Linked DNA regions of Homo sapiens: all the other regions are linked to region 1. Evidence: read pairs that join two places in POLR2A ChIA-PET (ENCODE). Cell type or tissue: MCF 10A. All regions are shown on one strand. Links, peaks and the distances in the headings refer to the core of each region. The heading gives the core; the rest is flanking DNA.

The links. Peaks named below come from ENCODE experiments on the same cell type or tissue, not always from the same donor. Only the 100,000 strongest peaks of a DNase experiment are listed, where the experiment ranks them.
Region 2: POLR2A ChIA-PET joins it to region 1 with 5 read pairs; 2 of 35 experiments call an interaction of 5 or more read pairs at or near these places.
Region 3: POLR2A ChIA-PET joins it to region 1 with 6 read pairs; 4 of 35 experiments call an interaction of 5 or more read pairs at or near these places.

The regions. Positions count from the first base shown.
Region 1 is chr1:196,556,038-196,560,604 of GRCh38, reverse strand. All of the region lies in intron 1 of KCNT2 (potassium sodium-activated channel subfamily T member 2), which reads left to right. Among named protein-coding and RNA genes, the nearest start is that of MIR4735, 24 kb to the left of the region's middle. In MCF 10A, for the core only: no CTCF peak of the experiment used is centred there; a DNase peak (open chromatin) is centred at 2,004.
Region 2 is chr1:196,500,091-196,504,657 of GRCh38, reverse strand. All of the region lies in intron 1 of KCNT2 (potassium sodium-activated channel subfamily T member 2), which reads left to right. Among named protein-coding and RNA genes, the nearest start is that of MIR4735, 80 kb to the left of the region's middle. In MCF 10A, for the core only: no CTCF peak of the experiment used is centred there; a DNase peak (open chromatin) is centred at 2,427.
Region 3 is chr1:196,494,647-196,499,213 of GRCh38, reverse strand. All of the region lies in intron 1 of KCNT2 (potassium sodium-activated channel subfamily T member 2), which reads left to right. Among named protein-coding and RNA genes, the nearest start is that of MIR4735, 86 kb to the left of the region's middle. In MCF 10A, for the core only: no CTCF peak of the experiment used is centred there; no DNase peak of the experiment used is centred there.

The DNA of each region.
Region 1 (4,567 bases), core at 1,026-3,525:
TAGGTAGGGATGTTACCCCTTTTGTTCTTTATATTTCAAAGAGATGGCATTCAGGTTCTTAAGAAAGATATTAATGGATCATAAAGCTGACAAAAAGCCTACTTAGCTTTCCAAAGGACTTATATACATTTCAAAGAGAAGACGATGTACTTCACAATTCTAATTTTTAAAAAGTAAATTAAGAAAAAGGAGGAGAGAGAAGTCTCCATATTTTCAACATGGAAAATTAATCATCTTGTTTTTAATTTGCATTTGTCCTTACAACACCAAAATCATTTTAATTTCTTTAATACCACATTGTTTGAGTGAAAGATTATTTTTCTGCTTCACCGTTCCCTTTACCTAATTTAGGTTTTGTCGTCTTTTGCATAACATTCCTTTTATTAAGGGCTGTCTCCTGCAGCAAATTTTAAGCTACACAAGCACAGGGGCTGCATCAGGTTTTGTTCACTATTGCTTTATGCCAAGTTTAGTGCAGTTCCTCTGGATGCAAAGCAAGCATTTTACTCAACTTTTTAGATGAATGAATGTAAAAGAATCACATACGGCAAATTAAATTATTTAAAAAGAAAAATAATTAATCGAATATTTAGAATATTTATCAAATAACATCTGAATGGAGAAAACCTTCCTAAGATTACAAATAAGACTGAAGAAGCAGTCTTTCTAAGAAAAAGAATGAAATGTCTTATTTAACGTGTCCTGTATGCACACACATACATACACATAGAAAATTAAAAGATGGATAATACACTGGGAAAATTCAACAATGGATTGATTGTTGTATTATAAAAAAATTCAGAGAATATTTTGCAAAGAACTAATTAGAAAATCAAGAAAAGATGCAATCGAAATATATTCTAACCACAGAAAGATTACATCACTAAAAAACAGAGAAATGCACATTAAAATGAAATGCCATATTTAGTTGTGCTTTTTACAATTAAGCTGTTTAGTGTGAAAGAGGATATAGTAAAATAGAAACTTTCTTACTTTGCTAAAATAGAAACTTTCTTACTTTGCTAATGGGAAGGTAAATTTGTGCAACCCTTTGCAAAAAGATTTGTCAATATTTATCAAGAGCATTGAAATGTTCTACTCTTTGACCAAGTAACTCCACTTCTGGGAATCTACCCTAAGAACGTATCTGAAATGACATTCATAGTTCATTTATAACAGCATAAAACTGGAAACAATCGAAATATTCAAAATTGGAGGAATGGCCTATTAATTAATGAAATATATGTATTCATGGGATGAGTTTCTGTGCAGGCATAAAATACCACGTATCCCATTGTAACATGGGAAATATGGTGTTTTTTATTTTTTAAATTACTGCCAGGTTATGCATAAAATATGCAATAAAATAAAAATATAAATTAATAAGAGAAAGAGCATTCCATTTATTTACTGTGACTTCTATTGAAGTAAATAGATTACATGTGAAACACTTGTGGAAAAGATCTGTTGTTTTCAAGTGATCTTAAAAAGCTGTGCTTTAAATGAGATCAACATAGGACTATATTCAGTGATTTTTTTTTTTGTTTCCAAGTAAAACAGCTACTGTTTACATACCTTTTAAAACAAATTTAGGTGTGACTTTCTTATGCATACCTCATTTGTATTTCAAATCAATGTGCCTCTTATGCTATTACTTGTTTTATTAAGATATTACTTGTTTACAAAGATATTACACCTTTTCTTAAAAGTTTATATAAACTTGTGTGATGTAATTAAAGATTTATAATCAAATTTTTATACATAATAAAAATTCAAAAGCTCACACATTTGATTTAATGTGTATTTTTCAGGTTTACTACATTTCTGCAAAACAATAAGAAATATTTTAACTCTGAGAAAAGATGTGTCAACTTTATAAAAAGAGTAATAAATAGAATCCCTTCAGGAAAACACTTAGAAAAGGCAAGGATAAGTGATGAGTCATAAACTTATTTAAGTCAGCATTTTGTCTTCTTACCCTAAGCTCACAGCCTATTTGCTTTTTGTTTCGTTTTCCTGGCAAATTACTGGCCAGGTTTCGGAAGACACTAGACATTCTTGTAAATTACATAATAATTGCCTTGTTGCACTGGTTGTGAAAATATTATTCCTCCCATTTTCCTGCAAATGCTGCAAGCCAAAACAAAAACAAGTAAAAAACACCCCCCAAATTAACAAAAACAACAAAAGAAACAAAAAACCACACACACACACACACACACACGTTATTTTAGATTTTCAAATTATTATAAAATTGTCAGATATATCCTTACTTTATGACCTTATTAATGATGTAGATTTTTCTAGATTTAATTATTTGATTCTACTTTCCATTTATGATTTGAATGTGCATATTTTCATGTGACATTTGAGAGTTACATGCACAATTTTTGCAACAGTGTATAAGCTGCCTCTACTGAAGATTTTTTTTGTTTCATTATATTGTGTCATTTTCTAATTAGTAATAAGAATCAATAATTCACTCTATCTTAATATCGGCTTACAATTAAAAAGTGCTTTCTGGAAAGTGTACCTCATCCACTTTGGCATGATGCTAATTTGTAACATTTTGATGACAACAGTGAGATAAAATATTACAGAACATTCTCTGTCAGGTTGTGCAACTTCTCACATTTTGCTACATAAGGACAATGAGATCTCATTGCTTTTTCTTAGTATTTCTGAAAGGCATTCTTTGATAAGGAAGTTTGATTTCATTTGGAACAAAAGACGCACCTTAAAATAGTAAATTTCTTTTTAATTTAAAAGATGTAAATAACTGAAAAGTTGGCTTATTGACCTACTTGATCATGGAAATTACATGAGCTTATTCACAAACAAGTCTTCAAAAAATTGAAGTTTTTTTTAATTTACCCTCTTTAATAATCCTATACTTTTATTTTTGCATACTTATCACTTTGATGAGATTAGATGCTCAGTGGTAAGTAAAATAGAATAACATTGCTATTAATTAATAAACCTTGTGTACATGATGGGCCAGACTATTATTCTATTGTCAGCCCACCATTTTTTTTTTCTACACGAGATCTTGTTGAGTCATGAACTTTGTATGAGGAGAATATTTGCAGGGGCCATGAAAAATGACATCTTGACTATTAATTAAGACTAAGCTACAGTGTTCACTGAGACCATTAGATTCCTCAAGAAATGATATGATGGCATTTGCTATGATTTTTAAATCCTCATTCAAAATTATGATAAAAATCCAAATACTATGAGAATTCTAGAAAAGTTGAATTTTGTACCATCCCTTTATGTCATTCTAAAACAAGGAACGTTTTATTAAAACAAATTTCTAACTTTTGCGGGTACATGGTAGGTGTATATATTTCAGGGGTATATGAGATATTTTCGTACAGGTACATGATGCATAATAATCACATCATGGAAAATAGGGTATCTATACCCTCAAGCATTTATTCTTTTTGTTCTGAACAATTCAATTATACTGTGATTATAAAATATATGATTAAATTATTATTGACTATAGACCCCCTCTTGTGCTGTCAAATACTAAGTCTTATTCATTTTTCCTAACTCTATATTTTTTGTATTTATTAATCATCCCTACTTCCACCCTCCTCTCCCAATACCCCTCACCTCAGCATCCAGTAACCATCCTTCCATTCTTTTTCTCCATGAGTTCAATTGCTTTGATTGTCAGGTCCCACAAATAAATAAGAGCATGCAATGTTTGTCTTTCAGTGCCTGGCTTATTTCACTTAACATAATGACCTCCAGTTCCATCCATGTTGTTGCAAATGACAAAATCATATTCTTTTTTATGGTTAAATAGTACTCTGTTGTGTGTAAGTATCACATTTTCTTTACCCATTCACCTGTCGACGGACACTTATGTTGCTTCAAAATCTTGGCTATTGTGAACAGTGCTGCAACAAACAAGAGAGTGCAGATATCTCCAATATACTGATTCCCTTTCTTTTGGGTATATACCCAGCAGTGGGATTGTTGGACTGTATGGTTGCTCTAGTTTTAGTTTTCTGATGAACTACCAAACTGTTTTCTATACTGGTTGAGCTAATTTATATTCCCACCAACAATTCTTCACATCCTCACTAGCATTTGTTATTGCTGACTTTTGGAAAAAAGCCATTTTAACTCGGGTGAGAGGTTATCTCATTACAGTTTTGATTTGCATTTTTCGGATGATCAATGATGTTGAGTTCCTTCTCATATACCTGTTTGCCATTCGTATGTTTTCTTTTGAAAAACGTGTATTCAAATCTTTCACCCAATTTTAATTGAATTATTAGATGGTTTTCCTATAGAGTTGTTTGACCTCTTTATATTTTGGTTATTAATCTCTTGTGAAATGGGTATTTGGAAATACTTTCTCCCATTCTGTGTGTTGTGTCTTCACTTTGTTGACTGCTTCTTTTGCAGAGCAGAAGGTTTTTAACTTGATGTGATCTTATTTGTCGTTTTTGCTTGGTTGCCTGTGCTTGTGGGTTATTACTCAAGAAATTTTTGCCCAGATCAATGTTCTGGAGAGTTTCCCCAGTGTTTTCTTGTAGTAGTTTCACAG
Region 2 (4,567 bases), core at 1,314-3,813, 56 kb after region 1:
GGCGATTCCTCAGGGATCTAGAACTAGAAATACCATTTGACCCAGCCATCTCATTACTGGGTATATACCCAAAGGACTATAAATCATGCTGCTATAAAGAGACATGCACATGTATGTTTATTGCAGCACTATTCACAATAGCAAAGACTTGGAACCAAGCCAAATGTCCAACAATGATAGACTGGATTAAGAAAATGTGGCACATATACACCATGGAATACTATGCAGCCATAAAAAAGGAAGAGTTCATGTCCTTTGTAGGGACATGGATGAAATTGGAAATCATGATTCTCAGTAAACTATCACAAGGACAAAAAACCAAACACCGCATGTTCTCACTCATAGGTGGGAATTGAACAATGAGAACACATGGACACAGGAAGGGGAACATCACACTCTGGGGACTGTTGTGGGATGGGGGGAGGGGGGAGGGATAGCATTAGGAGATATACCTAATGCTAGATGACGCGTTAATGGGTGCAGCACACCAGCATGTCACATGTATACATATGTAACTAACCTGCACATTGTGCACATGTACCCTAAAACTTAAAGTATAATAATAATTAAAAAAACCCATTTGTATTGTCGTAAGTTTGTATTAAGTGAAATTATATTAGTGACCATTTTCCCTTCTTCCTTCAAATTGTGTCACCTTGACTTTAAATGTATTCCACGCTATACAATTTGCCTATTAAAAGTCGTAACTTAAGCAAGTGCATTACATACTAAGAGAAATCTTAAAGACATACATGTGTTCCAGTGAGCTGTGCCCATTACTGAATTGTGACTTCTTCCAGTTAAGTGCAAAATGGAAGAGACGATTTGGAGGGTTGATTTAAAATCGTATGTTTTTGGTGGGAAGTGTTAAGTTAAAAAAAAGAAAGTGCTTCCTTCACTGCATGTTAGTGTGTTCATGTAACTTCCAGTTTCATACAAATAACTCTCATCTGTTGAACATAGCCCAACTCTTTGAGACCTATTGGTTCCCTCTCCACAAACACATATATTTCTCCCCATATTGGACTTTGTTATAATATTTAACTGTGCCATTCCTGGTAATCCTAGACTGTCAGAGCATCTTTATATTTTCCTTCGAGATTTTACAATGACTAGTGAAATATTCCCATTTGAGTTAGAGATTACATGGTATTTTCTATACTCTTATGTATAGAGAAAAGGAGAAGAGGGTTTATGTGTTGTAGTTATGAAGAGTTTTGATTGGCAAGCTATTAGGTTTATGGTGGGGTTGCAGGTGCCTGTAGTCATATTATAAGCTTATAAATAGTTTTGTGATGAACAGCTTTATATATCTATAATGTATGTAATCATACACATGTGTATGTTTGTTTACATATGTATATGTACTTAGGTACGTAATTATATTACCTTTGAGGCCTTTTGTGTGTTTATAAATAATGGGAAGGAGTGGAGGTGGGGTAAGAAGAAAAACGTGGAAATAATTTAGGAGCATCTGCTCTTTTTTTTTTCTTTTCTTTTCTGAGGTGGTAGTGGTAAGGATACATAATCCTTACCAAAGATAATTTATTACAGGCCTAAATTCTGTATATTTTTCTGCTCTTTATTACACATTTAATAGTATAAAAATGAATAAACGCTTTATTCTTTGCATGTTTTTTCTTTCTTTTCTTTTCTCTTTTTAATGGCTTGGCTCAGGCCTGCCCACCTCATACAGTTGGGCAGGGGGCATGAAGAGGGGGAATCTCTTTGCAATTTACGAATGACAAAATATACCTTTATAATTATTCTATATTTCTTTTTATTTTGGTTCTCATGCTTACATTTAAATCAAATTGGGGTTGCTTGGATTTAATTATTTTAAATAAAATGGGGAAGTACAGAGAGTTGGCCCAGCAAATGAACATTGAACATAAGGATGTGAGTTTTCTAACTGAAAAGAAATACTTTTTTGCGTTAAAGAGTACTTTAATAGAAAAGTACTCTTGGCTGATTTCATAATGTGTTTTACCATGGAAACCACAAGACTATTTCCAGTTACCTGCAGGTTGTGATTACTAAGGGCTGATAAGGAGAGTCAATGCAGTTATTGAGGGGCTATTCATAATATTTCTAACAAAAGAAATTGATAGTTGTTATTTATCCCATTTTATTTCCTCATTACCATTACACCACATGACATTGTATATGTATATGTAACATATATAAACACATGCATATATGTGCATATACGTGTCTCTATGTGTGTGAGTAGCTCAGTTCCCTTTCCAAAACTGACATTATTTTGAATTGTATTTTAAAAATGCAGACAATGCTACTAAATGTCATCAAAATTAATCTTTCCTTCATTATGCAATGTTACTGACTAAAGGTGTTGAGTATGTTAGGCTTGAGTAATTATGAAAAGACTTAGATGGCAAAAAGAAGTTAGGAAATATCTTAGGAAAAATTGCACAACATTTAAATTGCGTTTCTCTGTGTACATAGAGTAGAGGTTGGAAACCAGGTGGAAACTCATTGGAAGCACTTGAGCCTGAACTATCTTTTTTTTAATTTATTTTTGAGATGGAGTCTTGCTCTGTCACCTGGGCTGTAGTGCAGTGGCACGATCTCAACTCACTGCAACCTCTGACTCCAGGGTTCAAGCAATTCTCCTGCCTCTGCTTCCTGAGTCTGGGACTACAGGCACCCGCCGCCATGCCCCGCTAGTTTTTTGTATTTTAGTAGAGATGAGGTTTCACCGTGTTGCCCAGGCTGGTCTCAAACTCCTGAGCTCAGGCAATGTGCCTGCCTTGGCCTCCCAAAGTGCTGGGATTACAAGCATGAGCCATCGCTCCCGGCCCAAAACTACCTTTTTAAAATGAAAAATGGATAGGAGGCTTACTTGTTTATTTTTTACAAGCCTTCTTTTTTATTTTTAATTTACTTTTATTTTTATAGATTTAAGAGGAACAAGTGTAGTTTTCTTGAATGGGTATATTGTGTTGTAGTGAAATCTGAGCTTTTTGTGTGCCCATCATCTGAATAGTGAACATTGTACCCATTAGATAATGTTTCAATCCTTACCTCCATCCCACCTGCCCACCTTTTGAAGTCTTCGATTTCTTGTTTTTCATTCTGTATGTCCATGTGTACCCATTGTTTAGCTCCCACTTATAAGTGAGGATATGCAATATATGACTTTCTGTTTCTAGGTTATTTTGCTTAGAATAATGGCCTACAGTTCCATTCATGTTGCTGAAAAAGATATTATTTCATTATTTTTCTTTTTTTATACCCAAACAGTATTCCATTGTGTGTGTATGTGTGTTTGTGTGTGTATCTATATCTACCCCACATTTTCTTTATCCAGTCATCCATTAAGTATACACTTAAGTTCATTCCATATCTTTGCTATTGGTAGTAGTGCTGCAATAAAAATACAAGTACTTGTATCTTTTTGATATAATAAATGACTTCTTTCCCTTTGGGTACATACCCAGAAGTTGGATTGCTGAATTGAATGGTAGTTTGATTTTCAGTTCTTTGCAAAATCTCCATACTGTTTACCATAGAGATTGTACTAACTTACATTCCTCCCAGTGGTGTATAAGTGCACCGTTTTCTCTGCAAACTTTCCAACATCTGTTGTTTTTTGACTTTTTATAGTAGCCATTCTTACTGGTATAAGGTGGTATCTCATTGTGATTTTAATTTGCATTTCTCTGATGATTAGCATTGTTGAGCATGGTGGCATATGTTTGTGGCTGCATACATTTGTATGCCTTCTTTTGAAAAATGTCTGTTCATATCCTTTGCACACTTTTTAAGGAGTTTATATTTTTTTCTTGTTGAGTTGTTTGAGTTCATTGTAGATTCTGGATATTAGCCCTTTGTTGGATGCATAGTTTGCAAATATTTTCTGGCATTCTGTATATTGTCTATTTACTCTGTTTGTTTCCTTTGGTGTACAGAAGAGTTTTCGTTTAATTAATTCCTATTTGTCTATGTGTGTTTTTGTTGTGTTTGACAAGCCTTCATTTGTTGGTTATCAGAAACTAAGTATGAATATTTGGAAATGGATAGGAATCTGGTTTAGAGTCAATAATCACAGGGCAGACCTTAACAAACATGTCCCACTATTTATGGGGATAGCCCACTATTTGTGGGTGGATCTGTTATTTACAATGTTCTTTTATAATATTTTACAAATGTTCTAGAATTCTCCTACTACCAATAAATTCTCAACTTGCTAAGAAGGCAAGAAGCAAGAAAAAGAATAGAAAGACCAATGTTCCAACTCTGTCCCCATCCTAGCTGTATGAATTTGGGCCAGTCACTAAAATTATTTGAATGAACGTTTCTTTTTCTTTCTTTCCCTCCCTCCCTCCCTCCCTCCCTCCCTCCCTCCCTCCCTCCCTTCCTTCCTTCCTTCCTTCCTTCCTTTTTCTTTCTTTCTCTCTCTCTCTCTCTCCGTCTCTCTCTCTCTCTCTCCCCCTCCTTCCCTCCCTCCCTTCCTTCCTTTCTTCCTTTATTCCTTCTTTCCTCCCTTTTTTTTGATGGAGTCTCACTCTATCACCCAGGCTGGAGTGCAGTTGTGCAATCTCAG
Region 3 (4,567 bases), core at 931-3,430, 61 kb after region 1:
GGCAGGGCCTTGCGCTTTACTAATGCTCTAGGAGAGGATCTTTCCTTGTCTTTTCCAGGTTCTAGTAGTCCCAGGTGTTCCTTGAGTTTTGAAAGTATAACTCAATCTCTGCCTTTGTCTTCATATGACCATCTTCCTTCTGCATATGTGTCTGTGTGCAAATTTTTCTTTTCTTATAAAGACATCTGTCATATTTGATTAAGGGCTCACCCTATTATAGTATACCCTCATATTAATTTAACTAATTATATCTGCAATGACCTCATTCCCAAATAAGTTTGAATTCTGAGGTCATGAGAGCTAGGACTTTTTCTTTTAGGGGGACATAATTCATTCCATCACAATGACCTTAGAAAAAATAGGAGTAAACTGAGAATAATGTGATACATTTGGAAAGGTATAATTTTTATTTTTGTTAGTAGTGAAAACAGAGTGAGATAACCTTGGCAGTATGCTTTCTCCTTACTGATCAAAGTCAGATCACCAAACACGGAATTAGCAGGATGCCACAATCTAGAAGCACAGAAATAACTCCAGCTGAAAAGTTCTTAGAAATGCAAGTTGTACTGGGAGCTATGTATATTAACTCACCATTCAGATGTACATTTTCCAAAGGACAATGAACATCAAATAAATAGAGGACAAGACTTCTGTGCATCCATTGAATCTGCCTGCTGAGACCAGAAGGTCCAGGCAGATAATCCCTTGTTTGAGATGAGTACAGTAATAAAAATCTTATATATGGACTCCATGACCAATATTGCAGAATTAGAAGAAAGAGGGAGGGAAAAAGCACTTGGTAGTAAGAAGTAGACACAGAGGAAGAACCTTCCTCTGATAGTGATCTATGTCTACTGTAAGATTTAAAAGAGACTATCCACAAAAGTTTGATATCCTAAATAGGTATCAAGGCACTGGCACTAGAAAAAAGCAAACTAGTGTTTCTGAAAGAATGGTGCATTGACAGCCTGGATCAGAATTATTTTTCCTGTTATTAAAATGACGAGGCCTGATTTAAATTTATTGAATAAGAATTTTAAGAGTGAATCAGGAAAATTGCATTTTAACAAGATTCCGGGTAAATTTTACATTGAACTCAAGTACCAGAACAAAAGAATAAAAGGAAAATGAAAAAAAAGTATCAAATTAAAATCAACATTAAGGTAGTTGATATCATTAGGAAAAATTGATGACAGTTGCAAAAAACATCTCTGCAGTATCTAAATTGTTTCAGACCATAGAAAAATCTGGAGTTGTTCAATTCATATTCGAAGATACTAGAATAATCTAAAAAAGACATCACATCATTATTACTGTAGAAGAAAAACTCCTGAAAAAGTATAGGAAAATGAATCCAACAGTAAATTACCTGAATAGTTTACCGTCACAAAGACAACTTATTCCAGGATAGACAAAAACAATTGCATCATAGGAAAACTGTTGAAGTAATTCACCAAATCAGTACATGAAAAGGAACAATATACTATTAACTTGATAGGTTCGATATAGGTTTTTTTTAATAACAATCAATACCCATCCATTACTGATATAATTTTTAGTAAAGTGTAAATATTTAAGCAATCCCAATATCAACAAAATACAATTGTTCCTCAGTAATCATGGGGATTGGTTCCAGGACTTCTGTGGATACCAAAATCCACAATGCTCAAGTGCCTCATATAAAATGGCATAAGATTTGCATAATAATCTATGTACAGCCTCCATTATACTTTACATTATCTCTAGATTACTTATAATACCTAATAAAATATAAAAGTTATGTAAATAGTTGGTATACTGTATTGCCTAAAGAATAATGACAAGAAAAACAGATCTGTATCATTAGGAAAATTAGGAGGGAAATAGCACTTAGTAGTACCTAAGTACTACTAAATACCTAATAAAACATGAAAGTTATGTAAATAGCTGTTATATTGTATTGTCTAGGGAATAATGACAAGAAAAACAAGTCTGTACATGTTTAGTACAGATGTTGTTTTTTGTTCTTCCCAAATATTTCCTATCTGCAACTAGTTGAATACATAGATGTGGAACTTAATGGATACAAAGGGCCAAGTGTAATTAATTGCTGCTAAAACACTAGAGGCATCCTCTTATAAGAAAGGGACAACACAATTATTTGACTTTTTTCCCCCCAAAAGTGCTAGTCAATGTAGTAAGGCATAAACAATGAAATGTAAATGCAGTAGTTCCTTAAATAATGCCATTTCATTCAACATTGTTTTGTTATAATATTGTTGAGAAAAAAAATCTATTGCTGATTGGGGTGACTGTCTGTGTGCAGTTTGCACATTCTGTCCATGTCTGCGTGGGTTTTCTTCAGTTACTGCAGTTTCCTCCCATATGCCAAACGTGCAAGTTAGGTGAATTCGTGTGTCTAAATGATCGTAGCATGAGTATTGATGTTTGAGTGTGTCTTGCAATGTGATGGCGTCCCGTCCAGGTGGGATCCTGCCTGGCCCCTTGAGCTGCTAGGATGGGCTCTGGCCACCTACCACCCTGAACTGGAACAAGTGGGTAAATAACCTTGCTTGTTTTCACTAATCTTTCTTGAATGTATGTATAGCTCATATTTATTTCGACATTTAATATCAAAAGTATTTTGGTTTTTATTTAGAAGTTTGGTGACATTTTTGTGGCCAGTAGAAACCTAACTCTTGTTTACATCAATTAGCCTATGGTGAAATTGGATTTGTTATCTATCATTTCTTTTTTTTTTTTTTTTGAGACAGAGTCTTGCTCTGTCGCCCAGGCTGGAGTGCAGTGGCACGATCTCGGCTCACTGCAACCTCTGCCTCTCAGGTTCACGCCATTCTCCTTCCGCAGCCTCCAGAGTAGCTGGGACTGCAGGTGCCCACCACCATGCCCGGCTAATTTTTTGTATTTTAGTAGAGCTGGGGTTTCACCATGTTAGCCAGGATGGTCTCGATCTCCTGACCTCGTGATCCACCCGCCTCGGCCTCCCAAATTGCTGGGATTACAGGTGTGAGCCACCGTGCCTGGCCTATCTATCATTTCTCTTAAAGTCGCAAAGAAGCTATGGATGACATTAAGTGAGGTCTTACTGTAGAAATATTAAAGAACATGTCCATAACTGTCTGTCTAGCAAACCCAAGTAATAAATGTGAAAAAAAAATCACATGTAAGAGAGGTCAACATGGCAGCTATTTCCAATATCAAAACCAAAAAGTTAAAGATTGGAATAAAACAATTTAAAAGGCAACCAAAATTATAAAATAGCCAGAAATAAGTGTCACAAAGAATATATAACATTTACCCAAATAAAATGTTGTTGATCAACATAAAAATAACTATTAAATAGCAAGAACATATTTCAATAGAAGGTACCACCTAATAATGATTGGAATTCCAGTATCTTTTTAAATCAAATAAAATTGCTATTATGGTATTTGAATAAATGTAACAAAATTACTTTAAATTTTAACTTTTGTATAAGCCTTTGACAAAAATGACATCTTAAAAAGTGATGAGAGCAGATTTGCCATAAATCAAAACTCTGTGGTTCTGGGGAAGGTCCAGAAAGAGTACACTAACTTAGTGTAAGAGTACACGAAAGATTACACTAACATAGTCTACTAGATGTAAGTAAATTCAGATAAAGTTAGATGGAGGTAGGGAGGTCAGAAGAAAAGAAGGAAGAGAGGGAGGCAAGATTAAAGGAAGGAAAGGAGGGAGGAAGGAATGGAGGGAGGAGATGAAACCAGTTTAAACTTGAAAAAGGAAGCGGTGAGATTATATTTAAAATAAGTTAAATCATGAAAAACTTTGGGAAGGGTAACCACTAAACTCTGAACTAAATACCTGGGTGCTAAAAAACTGGTGCTGAGGAAGGTCTCAAAAGTACACGCTGTCACTAACATGCCTTGCTGCTAGAAAGAGTTATCATTAAATCAAATTAAAAAAAAAAAAGCTCTACTTTATACTGTAACCAGTAAGCCTAAAGGACATTTTCTGTGCCCAGTATAAGTCATGTATCAAAAAACATTTTGCTTGCATTTTGGCTTTAAATAAAAGTTGTATAATTTCATGTTTTAATATAATCCATGTTTCTCAATGATTATATTGACTCAGAGAGATCGCCAGATTCATTAAGAGTTTTACTTCACATAATTTGATAATTAGATTGGGATTAGGAAATTATTTAATGAGAGACTTCACACCATGCAAAATTGCCTTTGCTCTCAGGAAAAAAAAAAAAGCCAGTGGCTCGCATGCTGTTGTCCAGCCTTTGGCACATTTATAGGTATTGGAGAGCTCTCCACATTGATGGCCATTTCAAAGTTGGATAATTCTCATTCGTAATTCGTGCATTTATCTAATATTCTATTTAATAGAGAATCACATTATGTGTCATTCCATTTTAATAATGTTGGTAACTGAAATATTTAAAGACAACGGTGACTCCTAACTCTTCATAATTACGAATTCTTTCTAGTTTCGCCTACCTTTTCCATATGTGGTATGTTTTCCAGATTCCTCATTATTTTTGTTAAGGCTTTAGATGATCTCATTTCAGTTAAAAAAT